2 separate regions of the Homo sapiens genome follow, and region 2 is linked to region 1. Evidence: chromatin contacts called from ENCODE Hi-C or POLR2A ChIA-PET data. All regions are on one chromosome and are shown on one strand. The core of a region is the stretch at or near the end of the contact, and the rest is flanking DNA. Distances in the headings are between cores, read along the strand shown.

What was found. Hi-C counts contacts between places; a loop is a spot of excess contacts on that map. ChIA-PET counts read pairs that join two places held with the same protein, here RNA polymerase II (POLR2A). Pooled maps may share reads with other maps.
Region 2: a pooled map shows a loop between it and region 1 (2.7-fold over the local background). The contact joins the enhancer-like site here to the promoter of ALKBH6 in region 1. A Hi-C loop is called at or near these places in 1 of 168 maps with a recorded cell type or tissue (naive thymus-derived CD4-positive, alpha-beta T cell), 3 of 37 single-sample maps with no recorded cell type and 10 of 50 pooled maps. POLR2A ChIA-PET finds 5 or more read pairs at or near these places in 5 of 52 experiments (CD4-positive, alpha-beta T cell, PC-9, Panc1 and 2 more).

The regions. Positions count from the first base shown.
Region 1 is chr19:36,011,062-36,018,488 of GRCh38, forward strand. ALKBH6 (alkB homolog 6) reads right to left here and starts at 3,152. Exons shown (of 7, transcript NM_032878.5): 1 at 3,114-3,152; 2 at 2,283-2,361; 3 at 1,960-2,028; 4 at 343-403. The coding sequence starts at 2,336. It overlaps CLIP3 (CAP-Gly domain containing linker protein 3), which reads right to left. Exons shown (of 14, transcript NM_015526.3): 10 at 6,787-6,930; 11 at 6,594-6,717; 12 at 6,325-6,389; 13 at 5,846-5,918; 14 at 3,599-5,151. The coding sequence ends at 5,097. It overlaps LOC101927572 (a long non-coding RNA gene), which reads left to right and starts at 3,441. Exons shown (of 4, transcript NR_170988.1): 1 at 3,441-3,525; 2 at 5,751-5,899. RefSeq lists an enhancer at 3,542-3,641.
Region 2 is chr19:35,908,578-35,916,004 of GRCh38, forward strand. No RefSeq gene overlaps it. Among named protein-coding and RNA genes, the nearest start is that of TYROBP, 4.0 kb to the left of the region's middle. RefSeq lists enhancers at 695-824, 975-1,024, 1,125-1,234. Within about 2 kb of position 3,499, at least 4 of the 41 ENCODE cell types and tissues checked have a DNase peak (open chromatin) inside an H3K27ac peak, as active enhancers do.

The sequences.
Region 1 (7,427 bases), core at 1,902-4,401:
GGTCCTGAGGGCCCCCCTATAGCAATAGATCCCCCATTAGGGATTCCACAGTGGCTGGAAGCACCCTGATCCTCTCAGGGACCCCTGACCGTTTGGAGATAGCCACTGGGTCCTTCAGAGGTTTCCTCACTTCTCCAGACCACAGGTCCCTTTCAGATACTCCCAACTCATCAGGAAATCCCTAATCCCTCAGGACCTCCACTGACCCCTTCAGAATCCTCCTGGCTCTTGGGGCCCCTTGAGCTGTCAGGGACCCTCTGATGTCTTAAGTCTATTGGACCTGAGTCCCCTGCCCCAGCCTACATCCCAGAATCACTCCTGCCCCCAGCCAGGGATACTTACCCCAGTTCTGTAACTTTCTCCCAGAGAGCTGGGTCCACTTTGGCTTTGGGGCATTAAAAACCTAAGAGGTGGGAAGGGGGTCACTCCTTTCTCAGGATCACCCCTCTATGATCCTCCCACCTAGACCAACATAGGGGCCTTTACCTCCGGGATGGAAATGGGTCATCTGTGTCTGTGGGACCATTCCCTGGGGCGGTGGGTTCCTAGGATTTTGTGGTTTGCCTTTTTTCCTGGGAACGCCTTTGGCCCCAAAGCCCACCTGTGTCTACCAGGATTTAGGAATCAGGGCTGCACAACCGTGGTCTGAGAGTTGTGGGTCTCACAATCTACTCAGAGTTCTGGGGCTGGACAGGGCTCTTTCAGCCCAGCAAATAGTCTGCATTCTAATTTCCTGATTCCGTGCCAAACCTGGTTGCTCATGCCTGTAATCCCAGCACTTTGGGAGGCCGAGGCGGGCAGATCACTTGAGGTCAGGAGCTCGAGACCAGCCTGGCCAACATGGGGAAACCCCGTCTCTACTAAAAATACAAAACTTAGCTGGGCATGGTGGCATGCACCTGTAATCCCAGCTACTTGGGAGGATGAGACAGGAGAATCGCTTGAACCTGGGAGGCGGTGTGGTGTCACACGCCTGCAATCCAAGCTACTCAGGAGACTGAAACACAAGAATCAGTTGAACCCAGGAGGCGGAGGCTACAGTGAACCGAGATCACGCCACTGCAGTCCAGCCTGGGCGACAGAGCAAGATTGTCTCAAAAAACAAACAAACAAAAATTCCTGATTCCTGGGCTCTCTGAGGACAGTTTGAGTTCTGCAACCGACTTGTTCCTATTGCCTGGGGGAGGGAGTATGCAAAGCTGGGCTATCTCAGCACAGCAAAGAAAGTACTTTGAAAATCTTCCACTGCCAAGATCCTAATGATCTAGAATGGGCTATCTCAGTCCAACAAGTCTAGCTCTAGTTGATAATCTACTCATTCCCTTCATGGTTATGGAGCTGTACTGGGCTATTTCAGCCCAGGAATTCTATAATATGTAGATTTTTCAATGCCAAGAACGCAAAGGTCTGGAATGGGCTATCTCAGCAAAAAAGTCTGTGTTCTGTAGCTAATTTTTTCCTGGACTCAAGATCAGTGGGTTACTCCAACACAGGGAAGATCTGTGCTCTGTAACTTAGGCACTGGGGCTGCAAAGGGCAGGAACTCTGAGCTTTGAAAATTCTTCTTTCCCCAAACCTTAAGAACAGAATGCAGACTGGGCCATCTCAGCGTAGATGGTCTGTATTTGGTAACCTTATTGTGCTCTGGGTCTATGCTGGGCTATTTTAGCACAGGAAAGAGTTTACTGGGCTATCTCAGCACAGAAATCTGAATACAAAATTCTTTACTCCCCAGTCTCAATGATCTGAACTGGGCTATCTCAGCCTATGTTTATAACCCCCTATTCTCTAAGCTAGCAGGATTGGGCTATCTCAGTAGAGGGAGTATGAGCTCTGTAACTTCCTTGTTCCTTCTGTCGGGGTCTTCACTGCAGCCTTGGGGGCTCTCATACAGAGGATGGACATTGGGGAGGAATATGGGAAGAGTGGGAAAACAGACCAGTAGGGCACTGAGGTCACCTGTCGAAGCAAATACTCCTCCTCTTCTTTGGAGATGAAGTCAGGGACATAGTAGATTACAGGTGGTGCCTAGGATAGAAAGACCCCCTGAAGGTGTGGCCCTTCAACCCACACAGAGGACATATCATCACAGAGCAACCCCTATGCCTGGAGACAGGCTCAGGATGTCCTCAGACAGGTCAGGGTCTAAAGTCAAGGGACCAGTGCCATTCCAGAATGGACTCTGACAGTAAGAATGAATTTGGTGGAAGGGGGCAGTCCCAACCCAAGAACTCAGGAATCAGCCTGCCTCCTTCACCCTCTGCACCCTGAGTTCTGACAACCTGCTCCACTCTGAACGGTTCCAGGGCTGGGACTCTGGCGTCCTGCTCCTCCATCAACACCAACTCCTTGCACCCAATCCTGTAGGGAGGGGAGGACATACTGAAGTCACTAGGCCTCCCGCCCTAACACCATGATGCAGCATTCCACCCCATCACAGGCCAGGCCTCACCTCAGCCCTCTTCTGAAACGCACTTGGTCTCTAAAATCTGAGTCTTCAGCATCTTACAAGCCACACAGAGAGCCCCTACGTTCCATGCCCGGACACAATGAGCCCCAAGAATAATCCCCCATTACTCTGTCCACTAAGGGCCCATCCAACTACACATATGCCTTCTCAATCCTCCCACAGAGAACATTCTCTGGCCCCACACACAGGGAGCCTTTCTCAAAAGCTCTACACATAGCCCCCAGGGCTGCACTCCAGAGCCCCTTTAAACACCTTGAGACCCCGCTTCAGACCTGCAACTGTGAGCCCGGCTATCAACACTCAGCGACCCCCGCCCCCCACCGAATCCCATTCTGTGCACTCCTGTGACCCCAATCTGAGCCTCCTCAGACATGTCCACCCTCAGCCTCCTCGGATCCCCCCATTTGGACGCCCCTCGGATTTCCCCTCCTGAGCGCCCCTTCACTCCAGCACCCTGAGATCTTTAGCTCTGAGGCTGACTCCCAAATCTTCTTCCCTCCCTGAACCATTCAGATCCCCGACTCCGAGCCTTTTAGGACTCCAAGCTCTGAGCCTCCTCGGACTCCTACTCTGGGCTCCCCCGGATCCCCACTTTCAGCCCTATTGACATCCATCTCTACCCCCAGCACTCCCCAAAACTGACCGTCCACCAGCGTCCCCTCCAATTTCCAAATTCAACATCCCCATCCCCCTCCCAGCCATTTCCGCCCCACATTACAGACGCAGAGTCCGCAGGCCAATGGGAGCTCCCAGAGGCTTCAAGGGCCCGCCTTCCACCCAATCGGCGCTCTCACTCAGTATTCGCCCGCCCCCTTCATGCTCGCCTAAGGATAGGCCGCGCCTCCTGGCCTCTGAGCCATTGGCAGGAGGGCGTGGGCGGGGCATCGTCGTCTGGCACTGGCCACTCAGAACTTAGGAACTGAACCTGGCCATTGGCGGAGTGGACCCCGATGGGTGGGACGGGGGCGGCAGCCGTGACAGCCGCGGGAAGACATGAGAGGCTGCTAGAAGGACTTCCCGCGGCCAGCGCCATCACCTGCCCACGCCGCAGGGAGGTGAGACTGAAGGAAGCACTTCCTTTCCCGTCTTCTCCCAGCAAGGGAAACCCCCAATGACCCGACACAGAGAGGCCATAGAAACGTCTTTATTGAAGAGGACAGGAGTCATGCTGAGTTTGGGGACATGCAGTGAAGGGGCAGTCGTGAGCTGTCCTTGGTGGTCGGGGCCCCAGGTCCGCCCTGGACCCCCTGGGCCTTCAGGTTCTCCCTCGAGCTGTTGGTCTGGCCCAGGTGCTGTGGGGTCCTTTGAGGCCAGTGACTAGAACGTAGATTGAAATCGGGGTTCCAGGATTTGAGATCCCCTCAGGGCCTTGGGGCCTTCCATTTATTAGAGATGGAGGCTTTAGGATTTGGGGTTCCCTTAGGGCTGGGGCTCTTGGAATTTGGTGTCTTGAAACCCATGGACTCGGGGCATTGAAATTCTCCAGTTTCCAGGGATGGGAATTCCTGTGTGGGGTTTCCTGGTGCCTGTGAATAGGGCTTGAGGTGTCTGGGAGCCTGGAATGCATATCCTGACTGCAGTCTCCTCCATACCAGGCACAAGGACCTCATGATTGGGTTTCCTGGGGACTTGGGATTGGATTTTCAAATTTGGGATTCCCTGGGGATTTGGGATTCCATGATTTGGGGGTCCTAGGAGTTACGGCATTGGGGTCTTCTAGGGGCTGTAGGACTTGAGGGCACAGGGGAGTTTGGGACGTGTGTACTCTAGGGTTTGGGATCCCCAGAGTCCTAGAATGGGGCCTCCAAATTTTGGGGTCCCCCAAAGGGGGAAGTCGTTACTTAAAAAATAGAGAATTTTCTGGGAGTCTGGCCAGCACAGGAGCTGTGGGCCATGTGGGGTGGGCTTCATACAAGGCACTGGGGGTTTCTTGAGGGTGCAGAGGGTAGGAAGACTTGGGGGGTCCTGTAATTAGCACTTCCAGGACTGTTTTGGTGTCTGTAAATTAGGGGTGACAGTGGGCTGGTTATGGTGGGTTTCTTCTTGAGGGATAAGAACAAGGGTCTTTGTTAATGAAGGAAGTCTCTGATTGAGGGGTTGGAATCTAAGGGCTTCAGGGTGACCATGGGGTCACGACATCTTGAGAGGACTGATGTTAAATGGGGAACAATGACATGAATGTCTGTTACTCTTTTGCTTTGGGGGTGTGACCTATGTTTATTTCAAGAGGACTTAAGGGGCAGTGTTTGTTAATGGGGAGGTTTCTGATCCAGGGTTGGGTGATTCAAGAATGTTCTGTTGTAATGCATTATGTGGAGAGGGTCACCATCATTTGGGGTGATATGGAAATCTGTTAATCTGGGAATCTGCTCTGAGGGGTTGGGGATAGGGACTAGCCTGAAGGTGCTACTCAGGGAATCTCTTTCTGGGTGACATGGGGTCTGTATTTGGGGGTTATTATGGGAGTATCTGTTAATAATGGGGCCTCAATGATCGAGGGCTGGCTAACAGGGGTCTCTACTCTGGATGTGTTACTGGGAATCTCTATCTCAGGGTGACTCAGGGCTCCTCGGGTGTCAGGAGATGCTAGTGGGGACTCTGTCTCTTTGTCAGGTGTCCAGGGCCTCTAAGACTGCATCTCCGCCCTCAGCATCCAGGGGAACCAGCAGCAGAACAGCAACCTGGAAAGGAGGATGACAGGGTCACGCCCTTAGGCAGGCAGCGGGGACATCTGCACCCATCACCCCCAGCCTTTCCCCCAGTGTTTGCTATCAGGCCTTTCTGGATTCTGCCTCTACCTCTCTGGCTGTGGTTTGTTTGTTTGTTTGTTTTCTGAGATGGAGTCTCACTCTGTCACCCAGGCTGGAGTGCCATGGCACGATCTCGGCTCACTGCAACCTCTGCCTCCCAGGTTCAAGCAATTCTCCTGTCTCAGCCTCCCGAGTAGCTGGGACTACAGGTGTATGCCATTGTGTCCGGCTAACTTTTGTGTTTTTGGTAGAGACGGGGTTTCACCATGTTGGCCAGGCTGGTCTTGAACTCCTGACCTCAGGTGATCCGCCTGCCTTGGCCTCCCAAAGTGCTGGGATTAAAGGCATGAGCCACCCCGCCCGGTCTCTAGCTGTTGTTCTGAGGCTCGTATGGAGTGAAGGGTGTTCTGCTTCCTTTACCGGCCCACCCGAAAGTGGAATTCACTAGAATTCAGTGCGGGGCCCTACACCCTAAAGACTGTTTCTGGGTATGCTTACAAGTCACAAGTTTTCCTAACCTCTCTTTCCAGCCCTGACCAGAGCTCCAGACCTCTGGGTCCAACTGCCTTATGGATCCCTCTCCCTGAATGTCACATAGGAGAGGGGACAGGGGTTGGCCACACACCTGGAAATGGAGTTCTCTGATGCAATGTCCTTTGGGGTCCGGACTGTGGTGAAGGTGCGTTTGGGCTGCGTCACTGAAGAGGAGGGCAGGATGTCAAGTGAGGGGATGACAGACCACCTGTGTCCTCAATACCCATCCAGACCCCTTCTCATTAATACCTCCCCATGTCTCCAGTCCCCACCTGGATCCTACATTCCCAATACCCATCTGGGCCTCTTGTCCATAATTCCCACCATGTCCCCCAGTGACTATCCCTGTCCCCAGTATCTGCTCAACCTCATGTCCCCGAAGAGCCTTGTTGCTAATTTCCTCATATCCTCTAGCACCTATCTTTTTGTGGACCTTGTCTCATCATTTTCCTGGACCCTGTGTCCCCAATTAAATACCAGAGACTGTCACCAGTATATACCTGAGAACCCATGACCCTTCCTCCCATCCCCAAACGTACACTCCTCCCAACATATCATCCCCTAACTCACTTGTCACTTGATGCACTTTTTTGGCTCCAACGCTGTCCCCGGGGGAATCAGTGGATCCGCCAATCCTGAGGAGACACGGGGAGGGGGAGAAGTCAGAGCCACAAAAGGCCAGGGTCTGACTGAGAGCTGGGCCCCAGGGATCTATGAGGAAAGGGCTGGGGGCTCGGGGGTGTCCACACTGTCCTGCTGGTCTGGGAGGAGGAGGCCATCTGAGGGGGGATCAGGGCTCCAGGTGGTGCCCTGGGTTTGGGCTGGAAGTTTGGGCTCACCTCTGAATACGGGATGCTGGTGCGAAGACCCCATGCCTCGGGGGGCAAGTGAAGTACCGGACACCGAAGACAGAGCCATCATGCTTGCCTGTGGGCTGGTCCAGCTCAATGCCATACCAGTAACCTGCAGCACGAGGGTGTCAGGATTTCTCAAGGCCCTGCCTGCCTCCCGGCCCAGAGTCCCCATCCTCACCTGGGGCAAAGTCTGTCTTCCCGTAGAAGCGCACGATCCCCTGCTTCTGGCCCGCGACAAGGACCTGGTCTCCAACCTCAGCCTTGGCCCCGTCACGCTGCTGCAAGCTGCCCAGAGATGGGGATGATGGGGTCTTCTTCTTGCCTAAGGGTAGAAGGTGTAGGAGGTGGGTAGTGGGGCTGAGGCCAGCTTTGGGAACCTCGTGCCACCTGGAAAACCCCAAGGTAGAAAACCCTGTTCTTCGTTTGAAGTGAAACTGAATCCCAGATGCCAGAGAATTAGGAAGGGGCTTTAGGCCTGAAGGGAAACTGAGTCAGAGAACCTGAAGAACCCCAAAATCCTTTCTCAAAGCTGAGGATATGTTGGATAAGGAAAAGCTGAGTCAGAAGTCAGGAACCCAGAAACTGTCCTTTTAAAATGAAGGGAAAATTGGGTCCGAGAGTAAATCAGGCCATGTGCAGTGGCGCAGGCCTGTAATCCCAACATTTTGAGAGGCCGAGGCGGGCAGATCACTTGAGGTCAGGAGTTTGAGACCAGCCTGGCCAACATGGCAAAACCCTGTCTCTACAGAAAAAAATACAAACATTAGCCAGATGTGGTGGTGGGCACCTGTAATCCCAGCTACTCGGGAGGCTGAGGCA
Region 2 (7,427 bases), core at 2,249-4,748, 100 kb before region 1:
ATGGCACGGTCTCGGCTCACTGCAACCTCTGCCTCCCGGGTTCAAGTGATTCTCCTGCCTCAGCCTCCCAAGTAGCTGGGATTATAGGCGCCTGCCACCATGCCCGGCTAATTTTTTGTATTTTTTTTTCTTTTTTTTTTAGTAGAGACAGGGTTTCACCATGTTGGCCAGCTGGTCTCAAACTCCTGACCTCAGGTGATCCACCCACCTTGGCCTCCCGAAGTGCTAGGATTGCAAGTGTGAGCCACCGCACCCAGCTCCAACCTCAGTTTCTTCATCTGTAAAATTGGGAGTAAAATGGGACCTACTTTTTAGAGTTGTGGGGATTAAATGAATTAAAGTTCCTAGACCAGGGTCTGACCCTTGTCAGCTTTTTAAAAGCATCAGCTATGATGATGATTATTTAATCATCAGAAACTTGTGCTGTTTAAAGGATATTAAAAGAGCCAGCAGCATGTGGGCACTAATGACATGCAGGCACTCTGTCCCAAGCGTTAAATCATTCAGTCCCCGCAATGCCCTTCTAGGGCACATGCTCTTATCATCCCCATTGTTCAGAGAGGTAGAGACGCTTGCCTAAGGCTGCACAGCAAATCAAGGTGGAAATGGAACCCAAGACCCAAAATCAGGTTTTTGACTAGGGAAGAGTCAGGGGGAAAAACAAAGATGAAAGATGGGGAAGGAGAAAACAGCGGCAAAGCTGAGAAAGGTGAGAGTAAGGCAGTGGCACAGACACAGAGGCACGGCTGGCGGCTTGGGGAGAGGCAGGTGGCTGGCTCTCCTGCTGAATGAGGAAGTGGCTGGGAGCAAGGCCCAAGGGAGGCCACCCCAAGGAGACGGGGACTTCTAGCCCCCAGCTGGAGCCTGGGGCTGGGGAAGGAGGAACCTGAGGTTAGGGTGCTGGAGGATGAGACAGCTGCAGGAAGCCCCCCTCCCCCATCCACACGTCACACCCACCGCTCCTTGGGCCTGGGCTTAGGAGAAAAAAGGGGAAACTGGATTCTGGTCACAGGGCAGATGCCCAGTGGCCTGTGGGGGAAGGGAGGAGAGGAGATTTGGAGCCTGGAGGAGGGTCAGGTCCCAGCTCAGCCCACGGTCACCACTGTTCAGGCCTGGCTGAGTCCCCTCCCTTAAAAACCCAAGCCTCTCCCATTGTGTCTAGAGCGAGCATGGAGGGAACAGACCCTGTAGGTCCTCCCGGGCACACCAGGCCACCCAATGTGTTGGAGCAGAGTGGGCGAGGGGGCAGTCAGAGACCAGAGCAGGGCTCTGAGCCAGGAGGGCCCTGACCTGACTCAGGGGTTCACAGGTTCCCTCCGGCCGCAGGTGGGGAGCAGACTGTGGAGGCAGGGACTGGAGCAGGGAGGCCAGGCTGCTGGGATATTTGTGAGGATATTGTGAGGTCTATTAGAATAATGCCTGGTTGAGTTCAAGACCAGCCCGGCCAGCATGGTGAAACCCCATCTCTACTAAAAATTAGGCTGGGCACGGTGGCTTATGCCTGTAATCCCAGCACTTTGGGAGGCTGAGGCGGGCGGATCACGAGGTCAGGAGATCGAGACCATCCTGGCCAACATGGTGAAACCCGGTCTCTACTAAAAATACAAAAAATTACCTGGGCATGGTGGTGGGCACCTGTAGTCCCAGCTACTCAGAAGGCTGAGGCAAGACAATACCTTGAACCTGGAAGGTGGAGGTTACAGTGAGCTGAGATCGCGCCACTGCACTCCAGCCTGGGCGACACAGCAAGACTCTGTCTCAAAATAATGATAATAATAATAAAGGGCCAAGCGCGGTGGATCACGCCTGTAATCCAACACTTTGGAAGACCGAGGTGGGCGGATCCCCTGAGGTCGGCAGTTCGAGACCAGCCTGACCAATATGGAGAAACTCGGTCTTTACTAAAAAATACAAAATTAGCCTGGCGTGGTGGCGCGTGCCTGTAATTCCAGCTACTCAGGAGCCTGAGGCAGGAGAATCGCTTGAACCCAGGAGGCAGAGGTTGCAGTGAGCAGAGATTGCGCCATTGCACTCCAGCCTGGGCAACAAAAGCGAAACTCAGTCTCAAAATAATAATAATAATAATAATAATAATAATAATAATAATAATAATAATAAACTTTCACTCCTGCTCTAAAACTTACCTTGGTTTCTCACTCTGCCTTATGTCCCTTGGTCAAATTCTTTTTTGAGGAGGCAAGGATTGAGGTTGCTGCAGACCCCTATGGATTCACTGCTGCGAACATACTTCGGTACCGTGTGACTTGGATATGTTCCATGCTAAAAATTAGTATGTCCAGTCTCGAGTTCTCAGCTTAGCTTGATAAAAATCCTCCCTCAGCCAGGTGCAGTGGCTCACACCTGTAATCCCAGGCGTGATTTTGGATTTTGGGACTTTAGGAGGCCAAGGAGGGTGGATCACCTGAGGTCAGGAGTTTGAGACCAGCCTGGCCAACATGGTGAAACCCTGTCTCTACTAAAAATACAAAAACTAGCCAGACATGGTGGCAGGCGCCTGTAATACCAGCTACTTGGGAGGCTGAGGCAGGAGAATCGCTTGAACCTGGGAGGCAGAGGTTGCAGTGAGCCAAGATCATGCCATTGCACTCCAGCCTGGATGACAAGAGTGAGACTTTGACTCAGAAAAAAAAAAAAAATCCTCCCTCAGTCCTTCAGCATCAGCCTCCTAGTCTCATCCTCCCCACTTCAGCCAGGCCTGGGCTGTCCCCAGAAGATATTCCCCAAGCACCATCCAGTCATACGGATGTGGCCATAGGGGCTGGAATCAGGGTCCTAGAGCGCCACCTTTAGTTGCTGAGATGTGGGAAAGTCCAAGGGGTCCCCAAAGAATGGACTCGGGTGGTAGCAGACATCTGTGGGCTATGTGGGCTCTTTACTAACCAGAAGTGGAATGTTTCAACATTTTAGCAACCAATACAACTGTGCTGATGCAGACCACAGGTGGCAGGTCTGGGCTGGCCTCTGGGCTAGAGGACGGATAAAACACTCTCTTTGGCCAGGCATAGTGGCTCACACCTGTAATCCCACCACTTTGGGAGACTGAGGCGGGTGGATCACTTGAGGTCAGGAGTTTGAGACCATCCTGGCCAACATGGTGAAACCCCGTCCCTGCTAAAAAATACAAAAATTAGCCAGGCGTGGTGGTACACATCTGTAATCCCAGCTACTCAGGAGGCTAAGGCAGGAGAATCGCTTGAACCTGGGAGGCAGAGGTTGCAGTGAGCCGAGATCGCACCACTGCACTCAAGCCTGGGCAACAGAGCAAGACTCCGTCTCAAAATAAACAAAACAAAACAAAACAAAAAAACCCTCCCTCTTTGGATGAAGGAAGAAGCTGAGATTCAGGGCACCCAGCAACAAGGCGCTGCCCCAAGACACTGCCAGACTCCTGGAAGCTGAGCTGAGGGCCTCCACACAAGATCAAGAGGTGAGTGTCTCACCCTCTCTGGGCAGCAGGCCAAGAGTTGGGGAAGCCAACGCTGACTTTCCCAGAAACCAGGTAGTGTGTTGGCCTGTGACCAGCTCACTTCTGTGGAAGCTACAGTCCCTCCCCACTCTCCCAGCTTCCACACTGGCCCCTCCACAGCCTGTCCTCCTCAAAGCAGCTGGAAGCTTTGTAAAACATCAGATGAATAGAGGCCAAGGCAGAAGGATCGCTTGAGGCCAGGAGTTCAAAACCAGCCTGGGCAACATAACGAGACCCTGTCTCTAATTCTTTTTTTTTTTTTTGAGATGGAGTTTTGCTCTTGTCGCCCAGGCTGGAGTGCAGTGGCGCGATCTCCGCTCACTGCAACCTCCACCTCCCGGGTTCAAGCAATTCTCCTGCCTCAGCCTGCCGAGTAGCTGGGATTACAGGCATACGCCACCATGCTTGGCTAATTTTGTATTTTTAGTAGAGATGGGGTTTCTCCATGTTGGTCAGGCTGGTCTCGAACTCGCAACCTCAGGTGATCCACCTGCCTCCGCCTCGCAAAGTGCTGGGATTACAGGCGTGAGCCACCGTGCCCAGCTCTAATTATATTTTTAAAAATAGGCTGGGCATGGTGGCTCACGCCTGTCATGCCAACACTTTGGGACACCAAGGCAGGCATATTACTTGACCTCAGGATTTCAAGACCAGCCTGGGAGCCAGGCGTGATGGCTCAAGCTTGTAAATCCCAGCACTTTGGGAAGCTGAGGCAGGTGAATTGCTTGAGCCCAGAAGTTTGAGACCAGCCTGAGCAACAGGGCAAAATCCCAGCTCTACAAAAAATACAAAAATTAGCCCAGCATGGTGGCACCTACCTGTAGTCCTAGCTACTAGGGAGGCTGAGGTGGGAGGATCACCTGAGCCTGGGGAGGCAGAAGCTACAGTGAGCTTTGATTGTGCCACAGCAGTCCAGCCTGGGCCACAGAGTGAGACCCTGTCTCAAAAAAGAAAAAAATTAATTAATTTAATTTAAAAATCAGACAAATAGCCTAATTTTTAAGTGACCAAAACATTTGAACAGACACTTCACTAAAGATGAGACGTGAAGGCCGGGCGTGGTGGCTCACTCCTGTAATCCCAGCACTTTAGGAGGCCAAGGTGGGCGGATCACCTGAGGTAAGGAGTTCGAGACCAGCCCAGCAAATATGGTGAAACCACATCTCTGTTAAAAACACAAAAATTATCTGGGCGTGGTGGCAGTTTCCTATAATTCCATCTACTCAGGAGGCTGAAGCAGGAGAATCCCTTGAACCCAGGAGACAGAGGTTTCAGTAAGCCGAGATCGCACCGCTGCACTCCAGCCTGGGCAACAGAGCAAGACTCCATCAAAAAAAAAAAAAAAAAGCCAGCGTGGTGGCTCACGCCTGTAATCCCAACACTTTGGAAGGCCAAGGCGGGCAGATCACCTGAGGTCAGGAGTTCAAGACCAGCCTGGCCAATATGGTGAAACCCCATCTCTACTAAAAATACAAAAATTAGCCAGGCACGGTGGCAGGCATCTGTAATCCCAGCTGCTTGGGAGGCTGAGGCAGGAGAATCACCTGAACCTTGGAGGCAAAGGTTGTAGTGAGCTGAGATCAAGCCATTGCACTCCAGCCTGGACGACAAAAGTGAGACTCCATCTCAAAAAAAAAAAAAGAAGAAGAAGAAGAAGAGACATGAATGGCCAGGAAGCCTGTGAAAAAGTGCTCAGCACTATTAGTCATTAGGGAAATATAAACGAAACCTCAGTGAAATGTCACTGCACGCCCACTTAAATGACTAAAATTAAAAAGACTGACCCTATCGAGTGTCAGCAGAAATGTGGAGCAGTTGGAAATCTCAGACACTGCCGGTGGAAATGAAAAATAGAGCAACCGCTTTGGAAAATAGTCGGTTGTTTCCTTTAAACATTCTGCAGTAGCTCACACCTGTCATCTCAGTGCCTTAGGGGACTAAGGTGAGAGGATCTCTTGAGGCCAGAAGTTCAAGATCAGCCTGAGAAACATAGCAAGATACCATATTTACAAAAATTGTTCTTTTTTTTGAGACAGAGTCTCATTCTGTTACCCAGGCTGGAGTGCAGTGGCACGATCTCAGCTCACTGCAACCTCCGCCTCCTGGGTTCAAGCAATTTTCATGCCTCAGCCTCCTGAGTAGCTGGGATTACAGGCACCCACCACCACGCCCGGATAGTTTTTTGTATTTTTAGTACAGGTGGGCTTTCACCATGTTGGTCAGGTTGTTCTCAAAGTCCTGACCTCTGGTGATCCACCCTCCTCAGCCCCCCAAAGTGCTGGAATTAGAGGCGTGAGCAACTGTGCCTGGCCTAATTTTTCTATTTTTCATACAGATGGGCTTTCACCATGTTGGTCAGGCTGATCTCGAACTCCTGACCTCAACTGATCCGCCTGCCTCAGCCTCACAAAGTGCTGAGATTACAGGCGTGAGCCACTCTGCCTGGCCCAAATTTTTTTTTTTTTTTTTTTTTTTTTTTTGAGATGGAGTCTCTCTCTGCCGCCCAGGCTGGAGTGCAGTGGCTCGATCTCGGCTCATTGCAGCCTCCCCGTCCCAGATTCAAGCGATTCTCCTGCCTCAGCCTCCCAAGTAGCTGGGATTACAGGCATGAGCCACCACACCTGGCTAATTTTTGTATTTTTTTAGTAGGGACAGGGTTTCGCCATGTTGGCCAGGCTGTTCTCACACTCCTGGCCTCAAGCGATCCTCCCACCTCAGCCTCCTAAAGTTCTGAGATTACAGGCATCAGCCACCATGCCTGGCCCCCAAAATTGTTTTAAATTAGCTAGGCGTGGTGGAGCACACTTGTGGTCCCAGCTACTCAGGAGTCTGAAGCAGGAAGGTTGCCTGAACCCAGGGATTGGAGGTTGCAGTGAGCTATCGTGGCACTACTGCACTCCAGCCTGGGTGACAGAAGGAGACCCTGTTTCAAGAGAAAGAAAAAAGGAAGGAAGAAGGAAGGGAGGGAGAGAGAGAGAAAGAAAGAAGGAAAGAAAAGAAAGAAGAAAGAAAGAGAGACAAAAAGAAAGAAAAGAAAAGAAAAAAAAGAGGCTGGGGGCGGTGGCTCACGCCTGTAATCCCAGCACTTTGGGAGGCTGAGGTGGGCAGATCACAAGGTCAGGAGATCCAGACTATCCTGGCTAACACGGTGAAACCCTGTCTCTACTAAAAATACAAAAATATTAGCCAGGCATGGTGGTGGGTGCCTGTAGTCCCAGCTACTCGGGAGGCTGAGGCAGGAGAATGGCGTGAACCCAGGAGGCGGAGCTTGCAGTGAGCCGAGATTGCGCCACTGCACTCCAGCCTAGGCAACAGAGTGAGACTCCATCTCAAAAAAAAAAAAAAAAAAAGAAGGGGATGTGTGATGTGTTCAATGACATTAGGGAACCCACTGAATCTCTAGGAGGTCCAAGAAATCAGTCCCTGAGCTACACAGATCAGATCCTACTCCTGCCTTGGGGAGCAAACACCTCAGCTCCACTGCTAAAGTGATCTGGGACCTTCTGTGAAGGCTTCTGTCATTTGCATCAGACACTGGGGGAAGTTTGGCAATTTCTAAGAAATTTAAACATAAACACACCATACAACCCAACACTCCCACTCCTAGGTATTTACCAAAGAGAAGTGAAAACGTGAGTTTATACAAAAACCAGTACCATATATTAATAGTGGCTTTGTTCATAATTGCCCCAAACTGGAAACAACCGAATGGTTCTTCACTGGATGAATGGATAAACAAGTTGTTTATCCATTTTTTTGAGATCCACACGGTGGGATACTACTCAGCAATAAAAAGGAATGAACTATTTTTACTTATCTTTTTATTGGAGAAAGGGTCTTGCTCTGTTACGCAGGCTGGAGTGCAGTGGTGCAATCATGGCTCACTACAGCCTCAACTTATTGGGCTCAAGCGATCCTCCCACTTTAGCCTCCCAAGTAG